2 separate regions of the Homo sapiens genome follow, and region 2 is linked to region 1. A link is an interaction called in ENCODE POLR2A ChIA-PET data of the cell type or tissue named here. Cell type or tissue: IMR-90. All regions are shown on one strand. Links, peaks and the distances in the headings refer to the core of each region. The heading gives the core; the rest is flanking DNA. Region 1 overlaps EIF4EBP2 (eukaryotic translation initiation factor 4E binding protein 2). Region 2 has its middle 54 kb from the start of CHST3.

Region 1 (4,590 bases), core at 333-2,832:
AGTCCATCAACTGATAAATTGATAAGGTGCGATATATACATACAATGAAATATTTGGTAATGAAAAAGAAATGAGGTACTGATAAATGCTACAACATAAATGAACTTTGAAGACATTATGAAAGTGAAAGAAGCAGTCACAAAAGACTGTATTGTATGATTCCATTTATATGAAATGGCCAGAGTAGGTAAAACTATATAGAGACAGAAAGTAGATTAGTGGTTGCCTAGGGTCAGAGGGTGTGGGGAGATCAGGTGGCATCTAAGGGGTTGGGGGAGGTTATGGGGGTAATGAAAGGGTTCTAAAATTGATTATGGTGATGATTGTACAGTCCTGCGAATCAACTAAAACTATTGAATTATACACTGTAAGTGGATCAATTGTAAATGAATGCTATTTCAATAAACTTGTAAAATACCGTATCTTATCAGCTCTTTAAGGTCATAGAGGTTCTTCAGAGTTTCTCTTATACCTCACACATTTAGGCAGAATCTCCACTACCTATATCCTAGTTGGTTTAATTGCAATTCTTTAATGTATGCGTTGTTGCTGATACATAATTTAGAAAGCTTGCTTCTGTGCTGTGCTTTTTTCACCACCTCATCTCCACAATTTCCAAGCTTGATGTACTACAGAAGTAAGAATAATCTTGTTCCAGTTTGCAAGTTGACTCATCTGACAGTGAAACCTCACCCTTCTGAAATCTCATCATGAACAAAAGTGGGGTAACTCAAACAGATAGGCAAAGTCCATTGTTAAAGCTCCTTCCCTTTGTTCATTGGAAGGCCATCAGACCCCCTTTCAGCCTATTTGCCCTTATTTTACATAGCATGCTAATAAGCAAGTTGCTGATTTCCAAACCCACCAGACTAGAAACACCAAGTTAGAAAGGGTGTTAAGGGTGTGCTATACAGATTGAATTGTGTCTCCCCAAAATTCTTATGTTGAAACCTTAATTCCCAACATGATAGTATTAGGAGGTGGTGCCTTTGGGAGTTAATTAGGCTGAGTTGAGGTCATAAAGGTGGGACCCTCATGATGGGATTTGTGCCCTTATAAGATGGAACACCACAGAGTTGAGGCCCCCTTACCCCCATGTAAGGGACACAAAGAGAAGGCAGCTACCTACAAGCCAGGAAGAGAGCCCTCACCAGAAACCATCCATGCTGGCATCTTAGTGTTGGACTTCTAGCCTCCAGAACTATGAGACAATTTCTGTTGTTTAAGTTGTGCAGTCTGTGGTATTTTGTTATGGCAGCCTAAGCTGACTGAGTCATAGTAGTAGCCTGGAAAAAAGGTAGCTCTTAGTCTAAGGGGACAAGGGCACTGTGGGGGAGGGGTGCACCAGCACAACTTTGACCATCCGAACTCTGTATAGTGATGTTCAGCTGTACAGAGCACCAACTTGATAGGGCTTAGAGACTTCTTAGGTCACAACATAGTATAATAAACAATTTTCATAATACTGTGATTCATCAAGAGGGTTGAATCATTTTCTGTTGAAGGCCATAAAGGGATTTAAATCTGTATTAGAAGTATTTTCATTCAAGATAATTGAAATTGTTTACCCTTTGAAAGTTGAACTAAGTTTTGTGCTACCCAGAATGCCTCGTTCCTCATAATTTCTAGATGCCTTTTTGAGTGCTACTCTAGTTTTTGTTTTTCAAAGCAAAGAGGTTGAAGGTAAGTTTCTACTTTCCTTGTCCTAAAATTATATTTGATTTACATTTTGAGGCAGGATCTTGCTCTGTTGCCCAGGCTGGAGTGCAGTGGTGCAGTCATAGCTCACTGTAGCCTCGAACTCCTGGACTCAAGCTATTCTCCTGGCTCAACCCCCGAGTAGTAGGGACTTCAGACCAACAGCACCTCACTTGGCTCTTTTTAAAATAATTTTTTTAGAGACAGGGTCTCACTATGTGGCCCAGACTAGACTCAGACTCCTGGGCTCAAGCAGTCCTCCTGCCTTGGACTCCCAAACTGTTGGAATTACAGGCATGAGCCACCATGCCCAGGCTCTCTTGTCTTTTTGATAATAGCCATCCTAAGAGATGTGAAGTGATATCTCATTGTCGTTTTGATTTGCATTTCCTTGATGATTAGTGATGTCGAGCACCTTTTAATGTACCTGTTGACCATTTGTAAGCAGCACGTTTCCATAACTGTTTATCAGTTAAAGTGTACTCTTCAAAACTATTGTTTTTAAAACATTCAGGTAGCACTTAACTGGTAAGCAGATTGTTTTGTAGAATAGAGAGGGGCTGCCAGTTTCAGCTTTGACTATAGCTGTGAGAAGAATGTTAGTCTCAGTCCTTCTTTGGAAAGCCTTTAAAAGGGGCTGTTTATTTTTTCTCATACTTGTTTATTCTTTCATTTAAAACTTTTTTTTTCTTAAAGATGTTAATGTTAGGGCCTAGGTCACATATAAATAAGACATAGCCCTGACATAAGAAACTCAGAGTCTATAAAGAGAGACAGATGGATAAACAGGAGTCCTGTAATACATGATGTGTGTAAGATGGAGAGGAAGAACCTTTTAAAAAAGTGAGGGGTGGGGGTGGCTTCATAAAGGAAGTGATGGTTGGAGCTGAGTCTTGAAGGATCAACAGGAGTGTCCCTGGCAGAAGAGAAAGGGCATTCCAGATGGCAGAAGAGCCTGTTTACAGGCAGAGAGGTTAGAGATTATGCTTTCAACTTGAATTGTAAAATCCTTAAAAGTTAGGATTACATGGGATTTAAATTAAATTCCTGGGTGGTATTATATGTTGATAACCCCTTAAATTGTTTCAAACTCTTTTTAACCCTGTTTTCCAGGAACTCGAATCATTTATGACAGAAAGTTTCTGTTGGATCGTCGCAATTCTCCCATGGCTCAGACCCCACCCTGCCACCTGCCCAATATCCCAGGAGTCACTAGCCCTGGCACCTTAATTGAAGACTCCAAAGTAGAAGTAAACAATTTGAACAACTTGAACAATCACGACAGGAAACATGCAGTTGGTAAGAGAATGGCGATGTTGGAGACCTAGAGCGTGGCTCTTGGAATTTGAATGTCTGTTTGCTGTAGGTTGAGAAGCTATTGATTCTTCAGTTTTGTTTTTTGTTTTTTGTTTTTTTTGAGACACAGTCTCATTCTGTCACTGAGGCTGGAGTGCAGTGGCACAATCTCAGCACACTGCAACCTCCGCCTCCTGGGTTCAAGCGTTTCTCCTGCCTCAGCCTCCCGAGTAGCGGGGATTACAGGCGCCTGCCACCACGCCTGGCAAATTTTTGTATTTTTTAGTAGAGACGGGGTTTCGCCATGTTGCTTAGGCTGTTCTTGAACTCCTGACCTCAGGTGATCCACCTGCCTCAGCCTCCCAAAGTGCTAGGATTACAGGTGTGAGCCACTGTGCCTGGCCAATTCTTCAGTTAATAACTAATGTTCAGTTATATGTCTCTAAGGTTTCCCTCCTCCCCCAAAGGTTTCTTGAAATACTCTGAAAACCCTGAATTCTAAATCATAAATCTGATGTAGTTGGTGGGAGAAAAGAATCCAGAATCAGGATGATAAACCCCAAAAATGACTCTTTGAACCATGCCTTAAGGACTTCCTGGCCTAGGCTTCATTGGACTAAGGATAACACACACAGAAAACAAAACAATTTCATAGCCCCCATTTCCATCACCCTCAGGCAAATAGACCTTGTTTCTTTTGTTTTGTTTTGTTTTTTGAGACGGAGTCTTGCTCTGTTGCCCAGGCTGGAGTGCAGTGGCACGATCTCGGCTCACTGCAAGCTCTGGTTCCCGGGTTCACGCCATTCTCCTGCCTCAGCCTCCCAAGTAGCTGGGGCTACAGGCGCCTGCCACCACGCCCGGCTAATTTTTTGTATTTTTTAGTAGAGACGGGGTTTCACCATGTTAGCCAGGATGGTCTCGATCTCCTGACCTCGTGATCCGCCCGCCTCAGCCTCCCAAAGTGCTGAGATTACAGGTGTGAGCCACTGCGCCTGGCCGACCTTGTTTCTTATATGAGTTTCTTTTATATGGTGTGAGGAAAAGCGGTATGGTTTATTTCCTCTATTTTCCAGAACTGCGTTTAAGGTTTACCTAAATTACCCCTCCTCCAACACATTCTTTTTTTCTTTATCACTGTAGAAGCAGAATGGTGCGGTAGGAGTGGCCAGCTCCTGAAATATTCCTCAGGGACTGCACTTGGTGACCCCTAGATGGGGGCCAGCATTCCGCTTTGTCATATTTCAGATGAGTTTTTTAATGGACAAAGTGTTAGTTTGGAGCAGGGCCAAAGTCCAAAGCCTCCAGAAGAATGTGCTCCCCTGAGAGATGGCAAAGAGCTCCCCAAGAGCTGCTGTTTAGTCATCCTGAAGACAAAGGGACAATGGGGATGTTTTCACTTGTGTCCTTTTCCCCAAAACTTCTCCCCATGGGTGATGGGACTGCCATTCTTATTTTTCAGATTAAGACCAGCCAAAGCAAAGCAGAGTAATTGTTTTAAGGCAGCAGAGAGTGGGACAATTTGAATTACTTTTTGTCTCTCATTTAGAGGGAATGACAGTTAAAACTGTTATGCTTCTTTGTGTACGTGCTAAACTC
Region 2 (6,950 bases), core at 2,371-4,870, 1.6 Mb after region 1:
CCACCTCTTAAAGTATTTGAGCCGGTGCCTGTCATCCCAACCTGAACAGAAGCTGCCCACCCCAGTCAGGTGCTATTGCTGTCTCCCCTACGCTGGGGGCTGGATATAGTTAGTTTAATTTCTGGGCTGTGTTTCCTACCACAAATGACCCCCTGGGGAAACAAATTGCACTAATCACAGAGCAGAGAAGCCTGGACACCTCCCCACCCACCCACCCCTCAGCTGCCAGGCCGGAACCGTCTCTCCTCCTCCTCCTTTCCCCCACCCCCAGACCCCTTCAGGATCGTCAGTCTTCCTTCCTACACCCCAATTTACTCAACCCTGGGGAGGAGTCAAGCGCCCCGTGGGCTCTCTGGGACAGGGAGAGTTGGCTGGGACTCTCTGGAAAGCAGTTTGATCAGCAGGGGGCTGGGGTCAGGGACCTGTGCCATTGCCCACAGAGCCCTGCCAGGCCCAGCACTGGCCCAGCCCTGGAGCCTGCAGCAGCATCCTCAAGTGTGTTTGGAGAAACTGTGGTCACAGGATTGCTCTTGGGAAGTTACAGTGCACATTTGCGATTACAGGCTCCAGGTAGGCCGCTTTCCTTTGACTCACCCAGCATTAAGGATTACCTTCTAGAAAGAACCATTTTTATGGAATTCGTTTATCATGAAAAACTTTTTTCCAAACAACAGTCTTTTTCAAGACTCTGGCCTTCTTTATTTTTTAAGACTCTGTCACCCAGGTGGGAGTGCAATGACGCAATCACAGCTCACTGCAGCCTGGACCTCTCAGGCTCAAGCAGTCCTCCTGCCTCAGCCTCCCAAGTAGCTGGGACTATAGGCATGCACCACACTTGCTAGCTTTTTTGTATTTTTTGTAGTAATGGGATCTCGCCATGTTGCCTAGGCTGGTCTTGAACTCCGAACTCAAGCAATCTGCCGGCCTCAGCCTACCAAAGTGTTGGGATTATAGGCATGAGACACTATACCTAGCCAAGACTCTGTCATTCTGCAAAAGAGTTAGTAGCTACCAGCAGCCTGCAGCTGGAAGTGTGTAGGACCAAAAGCCACCCTAAGCAGCCATTAGGTGGTGGGTGAGTTGGCTGGGAGAAAAAATCTAGGGTTGGGTTTAAGGCCCATCCCCCTTCACACCATCCTCCCCGAGCTGCCAGGCTAAGAGGAGCCCTCAGAGATTGCAGCAGCCTCAGGGGCACTGAGAGCCAGGGTTCGGGGCACTGAGGGCCAGGGTTCAAGGCCCTGAGACTTGCTGTCCCCAAACCTCCCTGGTTCTTGGCTTCCTCAACTCAACCCACGCTGTGGGGCCTCCGTGGCATGACCCAAAAGATGTGGAACACCCCACAGAGAGTGGGAACTCTGGAGAACCAGGCCAGGTATAAACACCACGGGATACTATTTATCTGAGAAATAGGAGTTTGAGATTGCTCTTAAAGGAGCCATTTCTGAAACAGTGGGACAAAGGTTACCAGCAGTAAATAGGTTTCCTGGAGGTGTAATCCTCTAGTAGCTAGTAAAACCTTCGCTGAAATCTGCGGGCCGTTTATTGGAAGAAGAAGCAGGTAGTAAGTGCCCAGCAGGAGAGGCCCGCCCAAGAAAATTAGAAGGGGGAAAAAGAAGGAAGGGAGGGAGGGGGAAGGAAGGAGAGGGAAGAGAAGAGGAAAGAAGGAAAAAAGGGAGGAAGAGGCTGGGCGCGGTGGCTCACACCTATAATTCCAGCACTTTGGGAGGCTGAGATGGGAGGATTGCTTGCGGCTAGGAGTTCGAGAACAGCCTGGTCAACATGGCAAGATCCCACCTCTTAAAAAGAAGAAAAAGAAAGAGGAAGGAAGGGTGGGGAAGGTTGGGAAAGGAAGGGAGAGAGGAAGGGAGGGAGGGTGACAGTGGGATGCATTTCATGCCAATGCAGAGGAGGAAGACAGCCAAGTTGTTGAAAAGAACACCCTTGGGGATAGCCACAGCCACAGTGCCCAAGAGTTTAGAGGGTCAGGCCAAGCCCAGGTACACTCAGTCCTGTACACCTTTGGCCATGGGGCTAATTTGCCCCATGGATATGTGGCTCACACCATGTTTGTTTCTGTTTTTAACAATCGGCAGGCCAGCACGGTGGCTCACACCTATAACCCCCAGCACCCTGGGAGGCCAAGGCAGGTGGATCACTTGAATCCAGGAGTGTGAGACCAGCCTGGGCAACACGGTGAAACCCTGTCTCTACAGATACAAAACAAAATATTCACCGAGTGTGGTGGTGCGCACCTGTAGTCCTAGCTACTCGGGAGGCTGAGGTGGGAGGATTGCCTAAGCCCAGGAGGTTGAGGCTGCAGTGAGCTGTGATCACATCACTGCACTCTAGCCTGGGTGACAAAGTGAGACTCTGTCTCAAAAACAAACAGTTGGCATTCAAGGACAACACTAAAAACTGAAGGGGTTTTATATAAAAGGCAGACTTGGCTCCTCTTGAAAATCAGGTGTCTTGGTTTGGGTTACACCGGCAGCTGACACTGGGACAAGGGCAAAATGGTTTCTTTAGGAGCTGTGGATGGTCCGGCAAGGGAGGAGAGGAGGCAGGCAGCCAGCAGAACCGTGCCGCTGAGCCAGCTGCCACTTTGGGGAACTGGAGCCGAATCCCTCTGGGAACCACAGTGCAAAGCCGGTGCCTTGGACTCACTCCACCCCGGGGTGAGGAGAGGGAGTCTGAAGGTTCCTACACCAGTGCCTGTCAGCTTCTGGCTGAGACTGCTCTTGGAGGGTATTAATTTCACAGCACAGCCGCTGGCCCCAGCAGAACAGCATTCCCAAACTCTGGAACAAACCATTAGACTCAGAGGTAAAGATACAGGTGGCTAGAAGTTTCCAGAGCACAGTAAAAGGTTAGGTGTAGGGGATAGGGCACGGTCTGACAACATCTACGCCCTGGGGTGCTCTCATTCCCACAGGAAAAATAGGCTCTGGTGGGAGGGGGCAGCAGCCTTTTTAACCGGAGAAGGTCAGGGTCCCCACCTGCCCATCCCCCGGTCTCCCCAATTACTGAGGCAGCAATGCCCTTTGCCATGTATCATAGCACTTGCACTGATGTTTGACTTCCAACACAATATCTTCTCTGTGAATTCATGTCTGTCCAACATGAGAAAGTGTCAGGCCAAGAGGGCCACGGCTCCCAAGCCATTCACTGTGACAGCTCCCCAGCCACTACGGGTATTTGGGTTTGCAGCCCTGGCTTAAAGTCCTGGAATGCTAAGGGCTGGGCTGGCTTTCCTGACAACATTCACTCTAGGCTTCTTTTTTTTTGAGACAGAGTCTTGCTCTGTCGCCAGGCTGGAGTGCAGTGCTATCTCGGCTCACTGCAAGCTCCGCCTCCTGGGTTCATGCCATTCTCCTGCCTCAGCCTCCCCAGTAGCTGTGTCTCTACTAAAAAAAAAACAAATACACTCTAGGCTTCTTAATGCTTAGACCTCAGGAATGAGGTGGTTGCTCTCCCTGGTCTGCACACCATGGAACTCAACACCCCCTGGCCATCTCTCACGGCACCTACCTAGACTTCTCCCGCCCACCTAAGCAGATGGCCAGAATAAACACTGAAGAAGAGGACAGCTGGTTTTGCCCACCTGGAGGTGAACAGGGCTAGGCCTGCATCCAGTCCACGCCAGAGCTGCCCCCTGGAATGTTTTCAACTCATTTCTGCCTCGGTGCACACAGTGGGGCATGCTCCTCTGTGGGGCACACAGACCCCTTGGGCACGCGCTCACTGTGATCAGCATGGCAGTTCCCAGTGCCTGGGCTCAAATGCTTCTCCATTCTCTCCCACACAAGAAAGCTCAACAGAGTGACAGAGGACACTGTGTGTGCAAAGACCTGGAGGATAAAGGGGACATGGGAAGTTTGGAGACCAAGAAGCAGTTTGCTCTGGCCGAGATGGTGATGAGACAGGAAGCTGGAGAGGAAAACTGGGGCCCGAATGTACTAAGAAAAAGAGGTCTGACTTGCTCCTAAGAGCTATAGAGAGCCATTGAAAGGCAGAGTGAAGCAGAGTGGTTTGGTCTGATCAACTGTATTCTATTTTACAGAGAGAAGAGTGAGGCACGGAGAGCTGAAATGACCAGCAGCGTCAGAACATGAACCCACGCCACTCATCCTTGGATTCCAAGCCTAGATCCTCCTGTCCTATCCTTTGCCTCACACCTCCCACCCAATGTATTAAGACCCCATGGGCTGTGTGCTATGGTTTGAATGTCCCCCAAGATTCATGTGTTGAAACTTCATCACCAGTGTGATAGTATCAAGAAGTGAGATGTTTAGAAAGTAAATCATGAGGAGAGAGCCTTCAAGAATGGAATTAGCAGCTGGGTGCGGTGGCTCACACCTGTAATCCCAGCACTTTGGGAGGCTGAGGTGGGCAGATCATGAGGTCAGGAGTTTGAGACCAGCCTGGCCCACATGGTGAAACCCCATCTCTACTAAAAATACAAAAATTAGTCAGGCATGGTGGTGGGCCCCTGTAATCCCAGCTGCTCGGGAGGCTGAGGCAGGAGAATCGCTTGAGCCTGAGAGGCGGAGGTTGCAGTGAGCCGAGATCGCACCATTGCACGTCAGCCTGGGAGACAGAGTGACTCTGTCTCAAAAAAAAAAAAAAAAAAAGAGTGGAATTAGCAACCTTATGAAAGGGCTGGAGGAAACTAGTAATCACTCCTTTTTGCCCTCTGCCATGTGACAGCACAGCACTCGTCGTTTCCAGAAGAATCCAGAGTAAGACAGGAAGCAGAGAACATCCCTCACCAGACACCAAACCTGCAGCACCTGGATCTTGGACATCCAGCCTCCAGAACTTGAGAGATAAATTTCTATTGCTTAGAACTTGCCCAGTCTGTGGTATTTTAGTATATTAAGTTGGTGCAAAAGTCATGGGTTTTTTGCCATTACTTTAACGTAAAAAACTGCAATTTTTTTGCACCAACCTAATAGCAACACAATTGGATGAAGACACTGTGTACATGCTATGAAACCCAAGCCAGAATCACAGGCTTCTCTCTGGAGTCATACAGGGCAAGCCCCAGCTCTCTCTTGGGTGCTAACTTTCCAAAGTCTGCCCCTGAGTCTGCTCTTCTCCACGCTTGAATAGCAACAATGTGTCCTAGCTGTGGGACCTTGGACCAGTGACTTGCCCTCTCTGAGCCTCAGCTAGCTCATGTGTAGAATGGGGGATAATATCGACGGGAAGGGTAGGGTGCTGTATGGCGCATGCCTGATTTGCAGTGAGCCTGAATCAACAAATACTTTGAAGTCTGGAATGGAGGCCCAAGTGGAGCTTATCATGCAACCTAGGGCCACATAGAATGAGTCCCTCGGCATCTGCCCCAGGCAGGCAGGCTGTAAACCTGGACAAATACTGAAAGGACAAATACTGCAGGACAATACTGAAAACCAGAATTGAGGTTCCAGGGACCAACTCTGAGACACCCCATGGAGCAATTCCCAGAGTTTGAACAAGTGAGCAGGGGAGAGTTTTCTCGTTCCTTTTGGGAGTGTTCATTCATTCCACTTCTGTATTTTTTTAACATTCTCTTTCCCCTGACTTGAGGTTGATTTATTTAAGCAGTTTCCCTTCCAAGAAAAAATGCCCTCTGCCTCTGTCTCTATCAGTGGAGAGACCGACACTTAGAACCAAGAAGACCCTGGTTTAAATCAGTTCACTCAAGACATTGGCTGATGGGCAGTGCTTCTCCCTCCAGCCCTGGCTCTTGAGGGGTCTGGCCAGCCCAAATAGTGGCATGTTCACACTTGGCCTGACCCACCACTTCCTGACACATGTCCTATTCGGCTGGGGAGCAGGGAAACAGTTGAGAAGACATGTATCAAGACTTGCTCATGGAAGCAGGAATCCAAGATGCCCATTACAGGGGAATGCTCCTGACATCTTACTTCTAGACGCCAGTGCCTTTCTCTTTCTCTTTGAGGGGTGTTTAAGCCTCGGTCCCTGACCTCAGCATTCACATAGCCTGCCACTGTGCCTGACCCAGCAAGATCAGTGGTTGAATGAATTAATTAATTAATGGTGATAAAGTTCTAGAAGCATTTGGAATAAGAACTTTTTTTTTTGGAGACAGGGTCTCACTCTGTTGCCCAGGCTGGAGTACAGTGGCATGATCATGGCTCACTGCAGCCTCAGCCTCCCAGGCTCAAGCCCACATCAGCCTCCTGGGTAGCTAAGACTACAGGTGCACACCACCACAGCCAGCTAATTTTAATTTTTTTGTATTTTTTGTAGAGAAAGGGTTTTGCCATGTTGCCCAGGCTGGTCTCAAACTCCTGGGCTTAAGTGATCCTCCTGCCTTGGGTTCCCAAAGTTCTGGGATTACAGCCATGAGCCACCACACCCAGCCATGTCTTTTTAAATACACAGTGGTGCACTGTCTTTGCAAATGTCAGTGTTTGTATGACATGGAAGACAAGAGTGTGGAATCTGGAGCCAATCTGCCTGGTCTCAAGTCCTGGCTCTGCCCATTTCATGGCTGTGTGGCCTAGGGCAAAGTACCCAGCCTGTCTTTGCTGCAGTTTCCTCATCTGTGAAATGGGGATAAAGCTGGTATCTACCTCATGAGGTTGTTGTAAGTATTAAGTTAATGCATGAAAATTGGCGCATAGTAAGCGCTCAGAAATGATTACTGCTATGCTAAGAGCCTGGCCGGAGGTAGAAGAGGGTAAAACAGGAAGTTCTAATGGTTTTTCTTTCAAGAAATTGTTACTGAAACCACAGGGGTTCGGGCTAGGTCCTGCTGCTTACAACACAGAAAGCCAATCACTAAGACAATGAGGATTGCCGGGGAAGAAGGCTTCAACTGGGTACCGCATCCAAGGAGATCAGTCCCAACTCTGTCTCCCTGACCAATTAAACTTAGGGGTTTATATAGCAAGGAAGAAATGTAACTACATCTAGGAAAACAGGAATTAGGGAGGGGT

The links. ChIA-PET counts read pairs that join two places held together with the same protein. Peaks named below come from ENCODE experiments on the same cell type or tissue, not always from the same donor. Only the 100,000 strongest peaks of a DNase experiment are listed, where the experiment ranks them.
Region 2: POLR2A ChIA-PET joins it to region 1 with 6 read pairs; 1 of 35 experiments calls an interaction of 5 or more read pairs at or near these places.

The regions. Positions count from the first base shown.
Region 1 is chr10:70,417,103-70,421,692 of GRCh38, forward strand. EIF4EBP2 (eukaryotic translation initiation factor 4E binding protein 2) reads left to right here. Exons shown (of 3, transcript NM_004096.5): 2 at 2,812-2,997. Among named protein-coding and RNA genes, the nearest start is that of EIF4EBP2, 15 kb to the left of the region's middle. In IMR-90, for the core only: no CTCF peak of the experiment used is centred there; a DNase peak (open chromatin) is centred at 1,349; H3K27ac peaks cover 598 bases.
Region 2 is chr10:72,014,538-72,021,487 of GRCh38, forward strand. No RefSeq gene overlaps it. Among named protein-coding and RNA genes, the nearest start is that of CHST3, 54 kb to the left of the region's middle. In IMR-90, for the core only: no CTCF peak of the experiment used is centred there; a DNase peak (open chromatin) is centred at 3,474.